Linked DNA regions of Mus musculus: regions 1 and 2 are each linked to region 3. Evidence: chromatin loops called from intact Hi-C (ENCODE). Cell type or tissue: heart. All regions are shown on one strand. Each heading gives the region's core, and the rest is flanking DNA. Links, peaks and the distances in the headings are about the cores only. Region 1 holds the start of Rps6kb1 (ribosomal protein S6 kinase, polypeptide 1). Region 2 holds the start of Brip1 (BRCA1 interacting protein C-terminal helicase 1). Region 3 holds the start of Rnft1 (ring finger protein, transmembrane 1).

Region 1 (5,371 bases), core at 269-5,268, 61 kb before region 3:
CAGATGGTTGTGAGCCACCATGTGGTTGCTGGGATTTGAACTCAGGACCTTCGGAAGAGCAGTCAGAGCTTTTACCCACTGAGCCATCTCACCAGCCCTGTTGTCTTCTCTTTAAAAGTACTTAATTAATCTTTTTTTTTCTTGTTTTTGAGATAGGGCCTCAATGTGTGACTCTGGCTATCCTGGAACTCACTATATAGATCAGGCTAACCCCAAACTTAAGGAGATCATCTTCCCTCTGCCTCCTGAGTGCTGTGAATTTATTCCTATGTTATGTGCATGTTTTACCTGCATGTATGTCTGTTGACTACATGCATGCAGTGCCCTCAAGGGCCAAAAGAGGGTGTCAGAACATATCATCTGGGGCTGCAGTCACAATTGCCTTGCAGATGCTTGGAACTGAACCTGGGTCCTCTGCAAGAGCAGCAAGTTCTCTTAACTCCTGAGCCATCTCTCCAGCCTGATTTTATTGTCTTGACATTATATTGTTCAAAGACTTTCCAAGAGACATGTTTTTCTTTCCCTCTTGTGTGTGTGTGCGCATGTGTGTGTGTGTATAATTACAAAGTGTTTCCTAGAGTGTACTGGGGAGGTCAACAGGCTGACAAGGTAAAACCAAATAGCACAAAGGTTGCAGCAAGGGAGTTATAACATGTTTTTCTGTAAATGGAGCTTATGGCTTGTTCAAGAGCATCCTAGAAAACTGCAGGCTTATATCTGCAAACAGAGTAAGAAATCATATACTCTTAGGCCATAAGCATGGCTCATTACTATTTTAATGTTCTTATTTGAAATAGCCCTATATAAAAGAAATGTTGCCGGGCATGGTGGCACATGCCTTTAATCCCAGCACTTGGGAGGCAGAGGCAGGCGGATTTCTGAGTTCGAGGGCAGCCTGGTCTACAGAGTGAGTTCCCAGGAGAGCCAGGACTACAGAGAAACCCTGTCTCGAAAAAAACAAAACAAAACAAAACCAACCAAACAAAAAAAGAAATGTTGTCTCTAATAGGCAACTTTCACAGAAAATTTTGTGTGTATGTATGTGTGTGGTCCTTGCTTTCTACCAGGTCTGAAGATGGGCCTCTCTTCTGTTGTTTGCAGCTGTGCATTAGACTAGCTGACCCATGATTCTAGGGAATATCCTGTCTCCACTCCCCATCTTTCCATAGGAGTGTTGGGATGTGCTAACACATCTGGTTTAACATGGGTTCTGGAGATTCATATTCAGACCCTCAGGCTTGCATTGCGAGTACTTTGTCCCTGAGCCATCTTCCCCAGTCCTCTGAACTAGAATCCCGATTCTCAGATGGTGAGACCTCAGTGAAATTTTGGAATAACACACCTTTTTCCTCAAATTTCCTGTCCCCATCTAAGAATCTAGTCATTTCAAGAAATTCCCTCACTCTATAATTTGGGGGATTTAGGGTTCACTGGCCCAAATTCATTCACATACAATTCAATGGTTTCCAAAATATGATTCACATTCACTGTTGTCCCAAGTACACTTTTAAAAGAAAACAAATAAACCATAACAAAAGTGTTGGTTGTGGGGGCTGTGTAGCCACGGGGACCGGAGCCTAGAAGCAGCACCCACATAGCAAGCCAGGAGTCCTGTGCAGGCCTGTAGTTACAGAGGCAAGTCCAGTGCGGACAGAAGGACCACTGTGGATAGCTTCCACTTGGTTGAGAAAACTCAGCCCCAAGTTCAGAGAGAGAGAGAGAGAGAGGGAGAGAGAGAGAGAGAGCTGGATGCCCTCATCTCCTGTGCATTTGCATAAGTGCTCACATTCACACACATGTGCATATATACTCACACACATAAATAATCTAAAGGAAATATGATCCTGAAGGAATTCTTTGTATACATTTCACACTACATGGACATCAGAAGTTAGCTCAACAATAGAACATTCAATAACATTAATTTTCTGTTTTCTCACCAACCGTCTTCTGGCCCGGAAAGCACAGTTAAGATCAATAAGCCCAGTCATGGTGGCTATACCTTTAATTCCAGTACTCAAGAGACAGAGGTAGGCAGATCTCTGAGTTTGAGGACACAGAGAGTTCCAGGACAGCCAGGGCCACATAAAGAAATCCTGTCTCTGAAAACCAAAAACCAAACCAACTAGCATAAAGTTGGATCCAGGCATAGTGGTGCAAGCCTTTCAACCCAACAACACTTGGGAGGCTGAGGCAGACCGATCTCTGTGAGTTTGCACCTACACAGTGCGTTCCAGGACAGCCAGAGCTACATAGCGAGATCGTGTCTCGGAAAGAAAAGAAAGAAAAACAAAGTTGGAGCTTAGAGAAAGACCAGATAAAATATGAAACTAAATCTTTATTATTTTTAAACGACGTTGTTTGTTTTTAGACAACATCTCTCTATGTAGCCCAGTTACGCCTGAAACTGTCTAATTAGTCTGGGCTGACTTGAAACACATGATCCTTCTGCCTCAGCCTCTCGGAGAACAGGGACTATTTTAAAAAGAGTATTTTTGATAAGTGCTTCACATCAAGTCTATGTAGCCCCGGAAAGGAGCAGAGGCTTGTGAACCAGATTTTCAACTTAACGTCTAAGACTGCATTGTAGGTAATTCTATTCTCACTTTACAGTTAAGGAAATTGAGTTACCGAAGGGTTATGTAACTTTTCCAAGCCACTGAATTAGCAAATAGCAAAGACAAGAGTCTCTCTTTGCCTTTCTTCCCTATCAGCTCCCCGGTAACCCCACACTCACTGACAGCTCTGCGACCGGCAGTTTCAGTTCGGTTCAAACTTCAGAAGACCAACCCTCTCACTACGCGCATGCTCACTTTCAATACTTTAAAAAAAAAAACTACTTAGAACAAATAAATGCGCTCGCTCCTTATGCGAAGAGCTCTGCTGAGGGCTTGTCTTTTTTCGACCCTCGTTTCCCTTCTTCTATTTAGGAAGGCTAATCACGCATGTTCAATTTCAATTTATCAACTTCAGATATGGTACGCATGCTCCGTGTCCGGCAAACGCCTTAGACAGAAACGCGCAAGCTGTACTTTCCCGGCTTGGCTTCGGACGGTGTTCTGCGCATGCTCCTGCCAGTACCTGGCCCCGGGAGCTAATGCTACGCATGTCCGCTGCCCACTGTATGGCTTCAGAAGACTTTGTACGCATGCGCCGGAGCTGAACTTGAGGAGCCAGTCTGGGGCCTAGGCGCAGACGCATTGAGCTTAAGCAGCCGGTGATGGCGGCAGCAGCCGTGGAGTCTGCGGCGGGTCCGGGCCCATGAGGCGACGACGGAGGCGGGACGGCTTTTACCTAGCGCCTGACTTCCGACACAGGGAAGCTGAGGACATGGCAGGAGTGTTTGACATAGACCTGGACCAGCCAGAAGATGCAGGCTCTGAGGATGAGCTGGAGGAGGGGGTGAGGCCCGGGGTCCCCGGGGTATGGGCGGCGGGGTGGGGGGGCAGCGGCGAGGTGACAGGGCCGGGGTGGCGGCGTGGGCCCGGGAAGCCTGGTGTGCCCGAGGGCGTGGAGACCCGGGGGGGACGCGAGCGGTCTCCGGGAGGAGCTGAGGCGCCGCGCGGCCGAGTCGGGGAGCGGGCGGGCGGGCGGACGGACCTGGCCCTAGGTGTGAGGCCTCTGCGGGGCGCGCAGGTGCAGGGCTCGCCCTGATCCCTAGCTGAGCGCTGCCCCGGAGCAATGTGTTTCTGGAGCGCCGAGGAGAAAAGGCGCGCGGTCGGCTTCTGGAGCTGTGGGGCTTGAGTGCGGCCCGGGTGGTGTGAGCGTGTGCTGGGGGTGGGGAGGGCCGATCTTGTTGGGGTGTCCCCCTTAGTGCAGGTGAGATGCGGAAGGGTTTCCCTGTGGAGTGTAAGATTGCAAGCCTTAAATCTTCAGACTCCCCACAACCACCTCTCTTCTCGGCCTGTCGCTTCTCTCCTAGGAAGCGCTCAGCTGTTAGAAGTGACAGCTGAAAACTTCTGTCGGGAGTAGCACTGCTGTGACAGCCACCAGGAGTTTTATTTCGGGAGCAAGGGGGCTCTGCTGCATCTTCCAGGGTTTGTTTGTTTGCCTTTTATTTTTAACCCCCCTTCCGTGTGACTTTTTAAAGGAAAAAAAAACCCCCATTCATAACGACACACGGCATTTGTAAGTTAATTCCCTTCAAGTTGAAGATGTCTATATTTTTTTTTCAGAATAATTTATGTAATTGTAGGGTGGGAAAAAAAGCGTTGACAGCTGTGATTTGTCTCGCCAAAAATAAATTGCTTGAACCGAGACTTGTGAATAGTGGTGTGAGGGTTTTCCTTGCTGAAGTTTAAATTTAGAGTCGCTTTTCTAGTGCACATCTTGGCTTTACCTTTGCTGTCCTAGTAGTTTGTTATTTATGTATACCATTTTTTCTACAGTAATACTTACTGAAACGTACATATTTTACACCAAGGGTTAAAAAAATACATCAAACTAAATAACCAATCTTGGACAAATGTCATCAGTAATAACCTCCTAGTGACTTTAAATGTCTTTAAGTCATCTGTAGAAGAATATGGGTTTATGGCTGATGTTAGATAGTTGCTGTATTTACATGGGGTCTCCTTCTCACCCCCAGTTTTCCTTTAGTGAATAAATTGTGCCCTTCTGGCAAACTATTGAAATGCTATGTATAAAGGACTTTGAACACTTTAGGAAATTAAGTGGGCCCACATAGATTATTCTTTTCATAATCAAGTGAGTCTCAGTTAGAATTTCAGAGTTCTAAATGTGGGTATTACACGCACTTTTTAATTTCATGTTTTCATGTGGAATTCCACTTAGCCTTTTAATCAGATGTGGTGAGTTCTAAATTTGAAGCACACACAGGATTACTTTAATTATAAATGTGATCCACTGTTCAGTTATATTGGTTCCATATGGCAGTGGTTTTGGAGTAGAGCCAGAGAGAAAACTGGTAAGGAGCACTTCTGTGAGTACTGTGATTAGTTGCTGGTGGAATTTTCAGTCTGGGTTTATCATCCTTGGAGAGTACAGTAGTGCATTACAGTTCTTGGTATGAACTGGATGGAGCCTTATTTCTTTTTCTCTCTCTCAGTGTGCTTCAGGAACAGTAGGTGCTTGAGTGTTGGCCTACTCTTGGGCTTTTGTTTTGCAGGAAGGATTCTGAAAGGATGTTGAGGAGGGGGACAGGAAAAGTGGATCAGAGGATGAAATGTGACCACAACCATAGGGGCAGGAATTTAGGAGGAAGAGCAGAAGTAATCCAAGAGGATTTTGAAGAAGATACTTTTAGAGTTGAAATGTTTCTCTTCAGTGTGTCCTTTTAAAAAACAAAAAACAAAACCCCCAAAACCTTGTGTCACTGTGTAGCCGGGTGGCGGTGGCTTCAAATTCAAAT
Region 2 (5,371 bases), core at 288-5,287, 280 kb after region 3:
TCCCTGCAGTTTCTGCCCATGCCCATGTGGGTAATTTTGCAACCACCAGTCCATATCTTTAACCTCTTGGCTCCTGTCTTCAAACAATTGATATTCATCCTCTAACTTCCTGGTCAATACCTGGATGGGCTCTCTTTGATGGCCCTTGACTTGTGGTCCCCCAGGGAGGAAATGGATCTGTGCCCCATCTTGGTGAGGAGATCTCTCCCCAACATGGGGTAGGGGCATTCAGGAATAACAATGAATAAGTGGGATACCGGGCCCATGCCAAGATCCACTGTTCCTTGGGTAGTCCATGAGTATTTGTTTCTTGTAGCCCCCTGGGCCCAAGACTTCTTATTAGAAATTGGTCCATCAGTTTGTAATAGGACTAAGTGTTAGGCCCCTGTGTCCACAAGAAACTGGGTGGGTTTCTCCTCCACTTTAAGGATTACCCTGGGTTCGGGGAGGGGGTCCGAACCCCGTCTCCCCAACCACTGTCCTCTTGTATGGCCAGCACCTTGGGGCCTATTTGCCTCTTTTCGGAGGTGTAGAGTCCCCTCTTCTTCTTCTTGGGACAGTCTCGCCCAATGACTTCTTTGTTTCTTTGTTTGTTTCTTTGTTTGTTTCTTTGTTTGTTTCTTTCTTTCTTTCTTTCTTTTTGGTTTTTTCGAGACAGGGTTTCTCTGTGTAGTCCTGGCTGTCCTGGAACTCACTTTGTAGACCAGGCTGGCCTGGAACTCAGAAATCTGCCTGCCTCTGCCTCCCGAGTGCTGGGATTAAAGGTGGGTGCCACCACGCCTGGCTGATCTTTTTCTTTACAGTAGGCATACTGATCCTTAGCCAGGGGCTCTCTTCTGTTGGCAGGTACTATCTTACTAGGTTTTCAATTTTCTCTGACTACAGTGGCCAAGATCCTCTGGAGGTTCCTTTCCTGTTTCTTCTCTCCTTTGAGTTCTCTAGCTTCCTGTTCCTTCTGCCTTCTCTCCTCCTTCTTTTCTTCTGACTCTTGGTTATGATAAGCCTTCTCAGCTACTTGCACTAGTTCCTTTAGAGACTTGTCTTACAATCCCTCAAGTTTCTGCAACTTCTTCCTAATATCTCTGCTAGATTGGTCAATAAAGGCAACAGTAACTGTTGCCTTATGCTCTTCACTGCTAGGATCATAGTGGGTAAACTGGCGAAAGGCCTCCATGAGTCTCTCTAGGAAGGCAGAGGGAGACTCATTCAGCCCCTGTACCACTTCCCTTACCTTAGTCAAATTGGTGGGGCAGTGTGCTGACCCTTTGAGACCTGCCATCAGAGCCTGGCGGTGGACCTTCAGGTGCTCCCTACCTTTAGGGGTGTTGAAGTCCCAGTTCGGTCTGGTCAATGGGAAGCCTGCATCAATATTCCCTGGCAGGAGGGAAGGGCGCCCACCTGACCCCGGGACATGTATCCTAGCCTCAAGGATTCGCTGCTTTTCCTCTGTGGTAAAGAGAACCTGAAGCAGTTGCTGACTATCTTCCCATGTGGGCTGATGGGAGAAGTGATTCAATTAAGTTAATTAGACCTTGTGGATTCTCAGAAAATGAGGGGTTATGAGTTTTCCAGTTATATAAGTCATTGGAGGAAAACGGCCAATACTGAAAGGCTGATGACCTTGTTCATCCGGGGACCATAGGCCGGGAGGGGCAGAATATGGGCACCCTCAGGAGTTGCCTCCACTGTCTCTGAGTCTCCTGAGCAGGTCCCTCTGACCTGGGGAGGGAGGAGGATGGCGAGTCCCCCTGATTCTCCAGGCGGAATGGGCGGGGCCAAAGGCCCTGCAGCTTGAGCTGCATGAGGAGAGAGAGAGAGAGAGAGAGAGAGAGAGAGAGAGAGAGAGAGAGAGAGAGAGAGGATAAAGGGGAGGGAGATAAAGAAGAAGATCAGTATCCGTGGTGGGGAGAACATCTTTCTTGGGCCTATCCTGAAGGGCGAAGATTGGCACAGCCATTGGTCCTGAAGAGGAACCGGGCGAACACAAGGAGGGGGATCGGTGACTAAATCTTCCCACACTATGATATATGGGACCTGATTAGGGTGGCTCTTCGAGCCAGCACCAAAAATGCACCTCTTGACGGACAATATAAGAGGCAGTGAGAAAGAACCCTCAGGAGGCCATCCAATCTGAAAGGTGGGCCACTCTGACGAGCAAAAAGTAAACCATTTATTTTTCTTCACATTTACTGAGAGATTGTGAGCTCTAGTCTTAACCTCCCTCCAATGTTCTAGAGTAAAACTCGGAGGGGTGGAAGGTCAGTGTCCCATTCTGTCCAAAAATAACGTCAGTCCCAGTCCACACACAAAAAGAAAAACAGAAAGTAAAATACCAACGCGCCCCTGCCACGAGCGCCACAGAAGATACACTGAATAACTTGGTAGTGGTCTCTTTGCCACTGACCCCCAGATGAAGTCGAGCCCTCCCGGATCTCGCGGATCGGATCCGACTTCCCACTCTGAGAGTCTGGAGCGTCCTCCAGGACTCTTCGTTACCGCAGCGTTAAGGTCGCTTCTGGCAACCCCCGGCAGACAACTCCTTTGCAAACCGAAACCAAACTGACTTGCAGCCGACTCAAAATAGAGGGAACAGACGGAATAGACGCGCGGAATAGACGCACGCCAAGGGCGGACACAAAGAGACACAGCCGCGGTACCTGCTCGAACAATCCTCCGGTCTCCTGTCACTGGACCCGCCAGCAGGACGATTCCCGGTCAATGCACCAAATGTAAGACCCGTCTAACGCCCATTTTGTGCTTCTTAAAGTCTCACAGTACAAGAATTTTTTTTTTTCCTTCAAGCAAATGTGCGGAACTTGTCCCAGTCTTTTTCGCGGGGTGGGGTTTGGGGGAGGGGCGGTGCTCGTCTTCCGGTCCCGCCAAGTACTCGAGGGTTGATTTTACTTCGCGGGCTCCCATTGGGCGGTATAGCGTTGGCCTCGTACGATGATTGGCTGTTTCCTTTTCCGGTCTGGCTGTGTGATTGGCTGACTGGGAACCGAGGGGCGGGAGGCGCGAATTCATCTGTGTGGCGCTGCGGAGTGCAGCCTGGAGAGGGAGGAGTGGCTGTACCTTGGTACCTGGCAGCGTCGGAACAGCCGGTGAGGGAGGACTTTCGTACTCGCGAGCTTTCCTTGTAGGTCGGCTCCGCGTTGCCTTCTGTCAAACGTCAGCCGTTCCTTTTCTCTGGGAGCGGGAGCCAGCCGTGGGCAAATGGAAAGGAGGGCGCGGGGAGGGGACGGGCTCCTGCAGGCTGGCGCCGGCGGGCTCTCGGGCTCTATGGTGTGGCTCCCCGTGGACATGTGAGAACTAGGAGCTTGGGGAAGGAAAGCTGAGGGCCAGGGAGCCTGTCCTTACATTCTGTGAACGCAGGCTGGAGGTAGCCCCAGCTTCCGCGGTACTTCTGGAAGGGCTACAGATTTGTTAACCCGCCCCCCCCCCCCCCTTCTCTTAAAGAGACAGGGTCTCACCCTCCAGCTCTGGCTGGGCTGGAACTCGGAGTGCAGACCTGGCTGCCCTCGATCGATCGTACAGAGATCCACCAGAGATTGTTGGGGGCCAGAAGAATTGCGCCACCACATCCGGAAGTGTGATTGTCTGATGAGTTTTGAGAGGAATGTTGCCACAGCTTCAGGCATAGATTGCCATCTCGATTAATTTTAGTAACACAATATTGAGTTTTTGCTTCAGAATAAGCTGTTAGAGTCCATTAAACCTCAGAGGTTTACAGATAAAAATCAGTGATTGGATACTTTTTCTAACAATATCTTTTATTTATTCTTTGATAGTTTATGCATATATACAAAGTATCTTGACCTATCCCCAGTACATCCTTCACACTGCTTCGGGACCCCTTCACACGCCCCTCCCACCCAATGAGTCCAATTAGTACTGCCTGATGGGATGTTGACAGGTCTCCTTGGCTTGATTTTATGCAGGTCTTGTCTGACAGAACAATATTTAGAAATGAAAAATAACTTAAGAGTGGTGGGTTTTTTGGAGCACAGAAGCTGTGGTTAAAGTTATTGACTTCATGACCTGTTGTACCTTCTGTCTTAACCATCTCCATTCACAGACTGAGTTTACCAGATTTTCTCACCACTGTCGAAATTCTTCAGTCAATAAAAGTGTCTGGGAGGTTAGGTGATGCAAACAGTGGGATTTAAATCTATTTTGTTTCAATTATAATCTCCTGATTTCAGAATTACTGAGCTGACTCAGCAGGTAAAGGACTCAACCGAGCTAGCAGTGTTTAATTCCTGAGACCCACATGGTGAGAGGAGGGAACCTATTCTGTCTCCAGAACACTGTCTTCTCACTTCCACACACGTGTCATGCCATGCGGGTTCTCCTCCCCCAGTAAACTAAAAGATGATTTAAAAAAAATTAAGTGAATTTCTGTGGAAAGATACTTTCTCCCTTACAACAATTTTTAAAGTTAGATATTATTGCAGAAAAGAATTTTAGACTTACAGGTGAAAAATGTTAAGTCATAGATACAACCTGTGCTTCCTGCCCATTCATCTGCCTTTTCCTTCTAACTGGGAGAGTGTGAAAAGGGCAAACAGGAATGTACAGAATAAGAGGAAACAGTGAGGCTATGGAATAGCAGAGCTGCTTCAGAAATCTGTTGTATCTATAAGTTGAATATATGTAATCAAACTTGTTATAGGAGCTTGTGTTTCATCTGCCATGTACAGTATGTTTTTACATTATTTAACTTTTACAGCAGTCTTATAAGGCTTGTTTCTGTTAGGACTCCTATTCTGTACCTGAGGACATGGAGTTCTAGAAAAGTGACTTGCCTTACATCATAACTAATACATCATGGAGTGCCAGTCTAGACTGGTCAGACTCTAGTACGTATGTGCTCTTGACCCTGAGATTTATTTATAAGGATAAGATTTTTTTTTATTTCTATTACTTTTATATATGTGCTTATTAATTCCAGTTTTTATTATCAGACTTCAGCTCTATTGCTAGGTGTCTGGTTTTCTTTGAATGACATTATTTCGATATGTAAACTGTAATCCTTTTTATATTTGTGAGTGTATGTGTGGATGGCTATGCCAGGTAAATGCAGGTTATTGCAGAAGCCAGATAAGGTTGTGGGAGTCCTTGGAGCTGGAGTTACAGGCATTTGTAAGGTGCCTGATGTGGGCTCTGGGAATCCATCTCGCCAACCCTTCTACTGATTTTATTGTTTCTGTTGTAGTGAAGCACCTAAAGTAGAGAAGAAGGCAGAATGTCCTCAGTGTTGTCTGACTACACCATCGGTGGGGTGAAGATCCACTTTCCCTGTAGAGCGTATCCAGCACAGCTTGCGATGATGAATTCTGTAAGTCTTTTACAGCAGCTGAGTCTTTACCAA
Region 3 (5,371 bases), core at 151-5,150:
TGCCAGTCTCATGCAGCATCAATCAGCTTTTAAAATGATATTATACTACTCTGTATAATTAACTCATAAAGTACAAAGGTCCTTGCCAAACTAGATCACACAGTGTGGTCTAAGTCTCTTAACCCTCCTGTCTAGGTTTGTTTTGTTTCCTTTTTTTAGGAACCAAACAACTTAAGTAAGGTTAGTTGTTTGGTTCCTAAAAATTGCTTAGTTACGCATTAGGACAGGGAACTTAAGCCGGGTGTGGTAGCGCATGCCTTTAATCCCGGCACTTGGAAGGCAGAGGCAGAGGCAGAGGCAGGCGGATTTCTGAGTTCGAGGCCAGCCTGGTTTACAAAGTGAGTTCCAGGACAGCCAGGGCTACACAGAGAAACCCTGTCTCGAAAAACCAAAAAAAAAAAAAAGGACAGGGTACTTATTTAGAAAATAAAACAAAGCATGTGGTGGCCATCACAATGTATCCTGTTGTTTCCTACTCCTCTGGAAAGTAACTTATATTTCTCTCAAAGTTATCTCTAATTCTGTAGAGAGAAAGAGTTAATGATTTAGTTGCTTGTCATACTTACTCTTAGAAAAACCTGATTTACAATGCTTTTGTTTGCATACATAAAAGTTGTTAGCAGCCCAATTCCAAGAGAAATTCCTGTTAGAAAATAAGTTCTAGTTAATTGAAAGAAAAGAAAAAAAACCAACAAGATTATATATACTGATATAATTTTTAAAAGCTAGCAACCAAAATATGTTAAAATTATTAATAAAATGGGAAACTTAATTCAGCAGTTTTATTTCCTACCTGTTATATGCTGCATAACAAGTTTAATACCCAGAATTAAAATATAAGGAAGACTTTTTTGCAACCACTTGAAGAGATAGCGGAATTCTGAGAAGGAGCCACTTCCATGTTCCCCAGACTCTGTAGCAAAGTCATCAGGTGGTCTTGCTTCACTGTGGGAGTAACTCCGGAAACGACCATGCACACATCCATGGGCACAAGTACAGACGCCTGACCTGGGATTTCTAGAGCTTGGATTTTCAGAATATTCTTTTGGTCCGGAGTTTATTTGGATATGTACATCCCCAGGGTGAAGGGAACCTTCTGTTGATCTTGAATGACCACACGGGGAGGCTGCAGCATCTTCATGTGCAGTGCCCGGAGGATCATGCAGTTGGTTACAGCTGGCTTGCATGGCCCTTGAGTATTTTCTCTCTAAAATGTCTTTGCTTCAGGACTCTTTCTCCTTAAAAGTAAAATCAAAGAGCAGAAAGCATTCTAAGTTAATCACAAGCAGTGCATCGGTTCATTAGGTGTCCTTTGTTCACTAAAGGGGCAGTTGACAGTCACAGACAAGTTTCAGGTCCTTCAATCTTTGCAACTGTCAAAGCTCTGCTGCCCTGCCCCACTCCAACCTCGAAGTCCAACTTGGCAAACCAAGAGTTTTGAACCAGGGGCTACTTAAAGTACAAAGCACTGCAGATGTCTTGATTTTTCAAATGTGCCAAAAGACATCAGCAAAGAGTCAAAGGGGTGCCCAGCAGATACCACAGTGAATAGCAGCACTAATGCTGAATAAGTTGGCTCATGTACTCTGAGGCAGAGTCCACATCAGGAAGTTTGCTAAGGGTGGGTGAGATGGCTGGGTAAGTCAAGACCTTTAATTTGAGTTAAATCCCCTAAACTCATATGGTGGAAGCAATGAACTGACTCCCACAAGTCCTCTGACACACACACTAAATAAATACAATAGATTTTTTTTTACAGATTCATTAATGTTTAGAAGGAAAAAAATCAGTGCCTTAATTAAGCATCAACAAAGATAATAAACACTTCATTTTATGCTGAAACAGCTTCCACAAAGCTAATAAGGTTTTCAGTAATTAATGGTGCCACCGAGAATATTGCTTCTCCTTCCAAAAGAATGTTAGTCAAATGCCTTTGAAAGAGGACCCTTAGGGGGAGTCATCACGTAATTGCTAAGTGATGCTTTAGTCTAAATAAGGAGTTAGCCTCCCGAATAAAAATGCCACCATCGGCTTGGTTAGGGGTGTCAGAAGAGAGGCTGTGGGCAGGGCAAGATCCCTACGTGATCCAGTGTGGATCTCGGACCAGGGTGCCAGAATCGTGCTGTCGCCCGACGAAACGCAGAGCCCACCGCCGGGCCTCTCCCGTTTCCCCCGCGATGGAGCTAGCTGCGGCGGAGGCTGGCTGGCTGAAACCGTGCAGTTACTGTGTGACGTTTCGAAGAGGCTCGGAAGCCACAGCGGCTCTATCGCCTCACTCTCTGAAGAGCGACTTGGGACAGGACAGTTTGTGTCTCTGCTATTAAAAAAGAAACACAAAACCTGCCCTCCTTCATACATAAACAAGAAAAGGGGAAAGGGAGAAAGAAAAGTCAACGCCAACTCTTCCGGAATCCGCGAGGACAGAGTTCTCCACCCACGTCCGAGCTTCGGCTCTTCTCCCCGGAAACCCTCCGCCTCACCCCCTTCCCCAGGCCTGACCTCTCATGACCAGGAGCGGGCGGCCTCGGCAGCCACAATACCAACAGCCCGACACGCGGCCGCAAGCCCTTCTCGCCAAGCCTTCAGCCTCGGACGCCACCAGCAGCGCTCGGCCTGGCCCCGCGGCGGCGCGCGCGCTCCCTAGACGTCGTCACGCGCGGCCCGCCTTCGCCGGGCCACGCCCTCGCCCAGTGGAAGAAGGAGCCTCTAGGCCCCGCCCCGCGCTCATCCCGGCCCCGCCCTTCCCAGCAGAGAAGGGAACCTTTAGGCCCTGTCCCGAGTCCCTAGCCCCGCCTTCACTGGGAGGAGGAGGAGGAGGGCGCATCTAGGCCCCGCCCTGAACATCGTAGACCCGCCCTGTCGCCCTGTGGCCCTGTTGGTGATGTTATACGAGTGGCGTAGTGGCGGACGTGTGTGCTAATTAAGTCTGCGTGGCTGTCACGTCTTGCGTGTATTAGTGATCAGTCACACGCTTCGGAGTCCTTCAGTACTTGAGGTTGAAAATGGGTAGGTCCAGGAACCTGCTCGGCAGCGGGCTGCGTACCGGGAGCCGCGATCTGGCTTCCGGCTGCGTGTTGCTAGCTACGCCAGACCCGCTGGGCTGCCTGGGCAGAGAGGTTGTGTGACCTGGATTCGGGTTCCAAGCCTGAAGTTGAACAGTGTGCCCTAGTTCGTGCCAGAACCGGGTGCCAGAACTGGATATCAGACGCGCCAGGAAGTTTGTGAGGCCCTGGAAGTAGATTTAGAAAACCCCGTGTTGGCGAGCAGGGAACTCGACTTCTAAAATAAAGGCTACTAAAGGGGAAAAAAGATACTACAAGGAAAAAAAAAAAAAACACAGTTCTGGAAAATCTAGGACATCATATGTATAACAGGATTCCTATGATTCTTGAAATTAAGTATTTCATCGGAGGCTGACGTGACTAGGCAAAAGTCTGGCGTTTTGCACACACTTGGCTTTTTGCAGAGACACTTCTGAGTTACGTGTCCAGTAATTTTGTCTTTCTACCTGACTTAAACCTTTCAAATACCTTGTCAAAATCTCCTTAGCCATGAAATTTTGTCTTCCTTTCATAGTAGTATAACTGAATCTACTGGTTTTAGCCTCAGCCCTTCATTCATCTTGAGACTATTCTTAAATTTCTCTCAAGTCAAAAAGCACTTTAAAAAATCCCAATGCTCTTTTGGATCTGCTTCTCTCTGTGACCAGCACATTAGCACTCTCTTTTTTTAAGACTTGGTCCCAAGTAGAACAGGCCTATTTGTGCCTGTGCGTGATGGTGACAGGTAGTGCCTGAACTGGTACGACAGAGGACACTTTTGGGAAATTTTCTCTCCTACCTTTATTTGGGTTCCAGGGAGCCAACTGAGACTGCAAATTTTGTGCACAGCAGAGATCCTATGTGAGTAGTTTTATTTTAAACTAAAATGAACGTATGATAAGCATTAGTGGCTCATGATTGTAATCCTAGAATTTTGAAGACTAAGACAGAAAGATGCTGTGAGTTCCAGGCCAATCTATGATACAGAGTAAAACTCTTTTTTTTTTTTTTTAAAGATTTATTTATTTATTATATGTAAGTACACTGTAGCTGTCTTCAGACACTCCAGAAGAGGGCATCAGATCTTGTTACAGATGGTTGTGAGCCACCACGTGGTTGCTGGGATTTGAACTCTGGACCTTCGGAAGAGCAGTCGGGTGCTCTTACCCACTGAGCCATCTCACCAGCCCCAGAGTAAAACTCTAAATCTCAAAAAATAACATAAATGCAAATTTAGGCAGCAGGAAAATCATGAAATGTCACATAATCACGCCCCAACGACAGCAGAACAACAGTTTGTAAACTTAATATACCTAATGTTCAAATTCCCATTTTATTTTTTTATGTATTTATTTTAGATTCATTTAGTATGTATACAACGTTCTCCCTGTATATATGCCTGCACACCAGAAGAAGGCACCAGATCTCATTACAGATGGTTGTGAGCCACCACATGGTTGCTGGGAATTGAACTCAGGACTTCTGGAAGAGCAGCCAGTGCTGTTAACCTCTGAGCCATCTCTCCAGCCCCAAATTCCCATTTTAACAATATAACACACTGAAGGCATATCAGTACATACTGGAAATTTATTAGTACATTTTATTCAAATACCTTGACTAAACAGTCACAGATTTGAAAGAGAGCACTTGAGATGAGCTTTGATTTCTGGGATAAGATTTCTTTTCACTCGAATCCGGAATATTAGAAACGGCGTTTTCATTCTAATTAGTTAGTTAAGAAAGCAAGGCTCGTGCCAGGCAAGATGTGCCTGCTGGTACAGCAGTGGCACAGAACAAGGGGAACCAACCACAGGAGGGAATTCAGATCAAGTACTGTCAACCTGGTCATGGCTCAGGAGGTCACAGGCCCTAAGGAGGAACCTACTGCTGTTCTAATAAGGGACATGTCAAACTGCCTTCTGAATATGCTTATATCCATAGACTAGTACTGCCCTCCGTTTGGGCCAAAGACACTGCAGTATCCAGCAGTTAATGCTGAGAGTGTTGAGCGCTTCTTGGTCAGGGCCATCTGTTTCAATCCTCCCTCCCTACCAGGCTAAGAAACATCTGGGAAGGAGGGTGGAGAGAGGTAAGAGCAGGAGGGAGGGGAGGGGTGCTGTGAGATTCTGTTTCAGGGACAAGGCATGGTTGTTGAACCCATGAACTTACGAAGCTCCGATCAGATCAAGATCAAGTTAACAGGATTAGTTAGCATTCTAGTAGGCATCACTGATTGGACTCAGTGGGTTACTGACAAAAACAAAAGACTAGAAGACATGAGAAGGGAAGGGAGATGTGCTGGAGGTGCCCGGGAAGACGGGGAGGAGAAG

What was found. A loop is a pair of places that touch in the nucleus more often than their neighbours do. Peaks named below come from ENCODE experiments on the same cell type or tissue, not always from the same donor. Only the 100,000 strongest peaks of a DNase experiment are listed, where the experiment ranks them.
Region 1: it touches region 3 in a loop (9-fold over the local background); 1 of 42 quality-filtered maps calls a loop at or near these places.
Region 2: it touches region 3 in a loop (4-fold over the local background); 1 of 42 quality-filtered maps calls a loop at or near these places.

Annotation. Positions count from the first base shown.
Region 1 is chr11:86,542,597-86,547,967 of GRCm38, reverse strand. It overlaps Rps6kb1 (ribosomal protein S6 kinase, polypeptide 1), which reads left to right and starts at 3,161. Exons shown (of 15, transcript NM_001114334.2): 1 at 3,161-3,402. The coding sequence starts at 3,262. Tubd1 (tubulin, delta 1) reads right to left here and starts at 2,977. Exons shown (of 9, transcript NM_019756.3): 1 at 2,738-2,977. In heart, for the core only: a CTCF peak has its summit at 311 (motif pointing right); a DNase peak (open chromatin) is centred at 3,127; H3K4me3 peaks cover 3,230 bases; H3K27ac peaks cover 1,910 bases.
Region 2 is chr11:86,198,839-86,204,209 of GRCm38, reverse strand. Brip1 (BRCA1 interacting protein C-terminal helicase 1) reads left to right here and starts at 3,017. Exons shown (of 20, transcript NM_178309.2): 1 at 3,017-3,101; 2 at 5,216-5,338. The coding sequence starts at 5,246. Brip1os (BRCA1 interacting protein C-terminal helicase 1, opposite strand) reads right to left here and starts at 2,850. Exons shown (of 7, transcript NR_130959.1): 1 at 2,658-2,850. In heart, for the core only: a CTCF peak has its summit at 3,033; DNase peaks (open chromatin) are centred at 1,729 and 2,929; H3K4me3 peaks cover 3,246 bases; H3K27ac peaks cover 2,245 bases.
Region 3 is chr11:86,481,928-86,487,298 of GRCm38, reverse strand. Rnft1 (ring finger protein, transmembrane 1) reads right to left here and starts at 2,642. Exons shown (of 9, transcript NM_029788.5): 1 at 2,500-2,642; 2 at 794-1,238; 3 at 567-643. The coding sequence starts at 1,187. In heart, for the core only: CTCF peaks have their summits at 2,591 and 3,252; DNase peaks (open chromatin) are centred at 2,178 and 2,828; H3K4me3 peaks cover 2,398 bases; H3K27ac peaks cover 2,201 bases.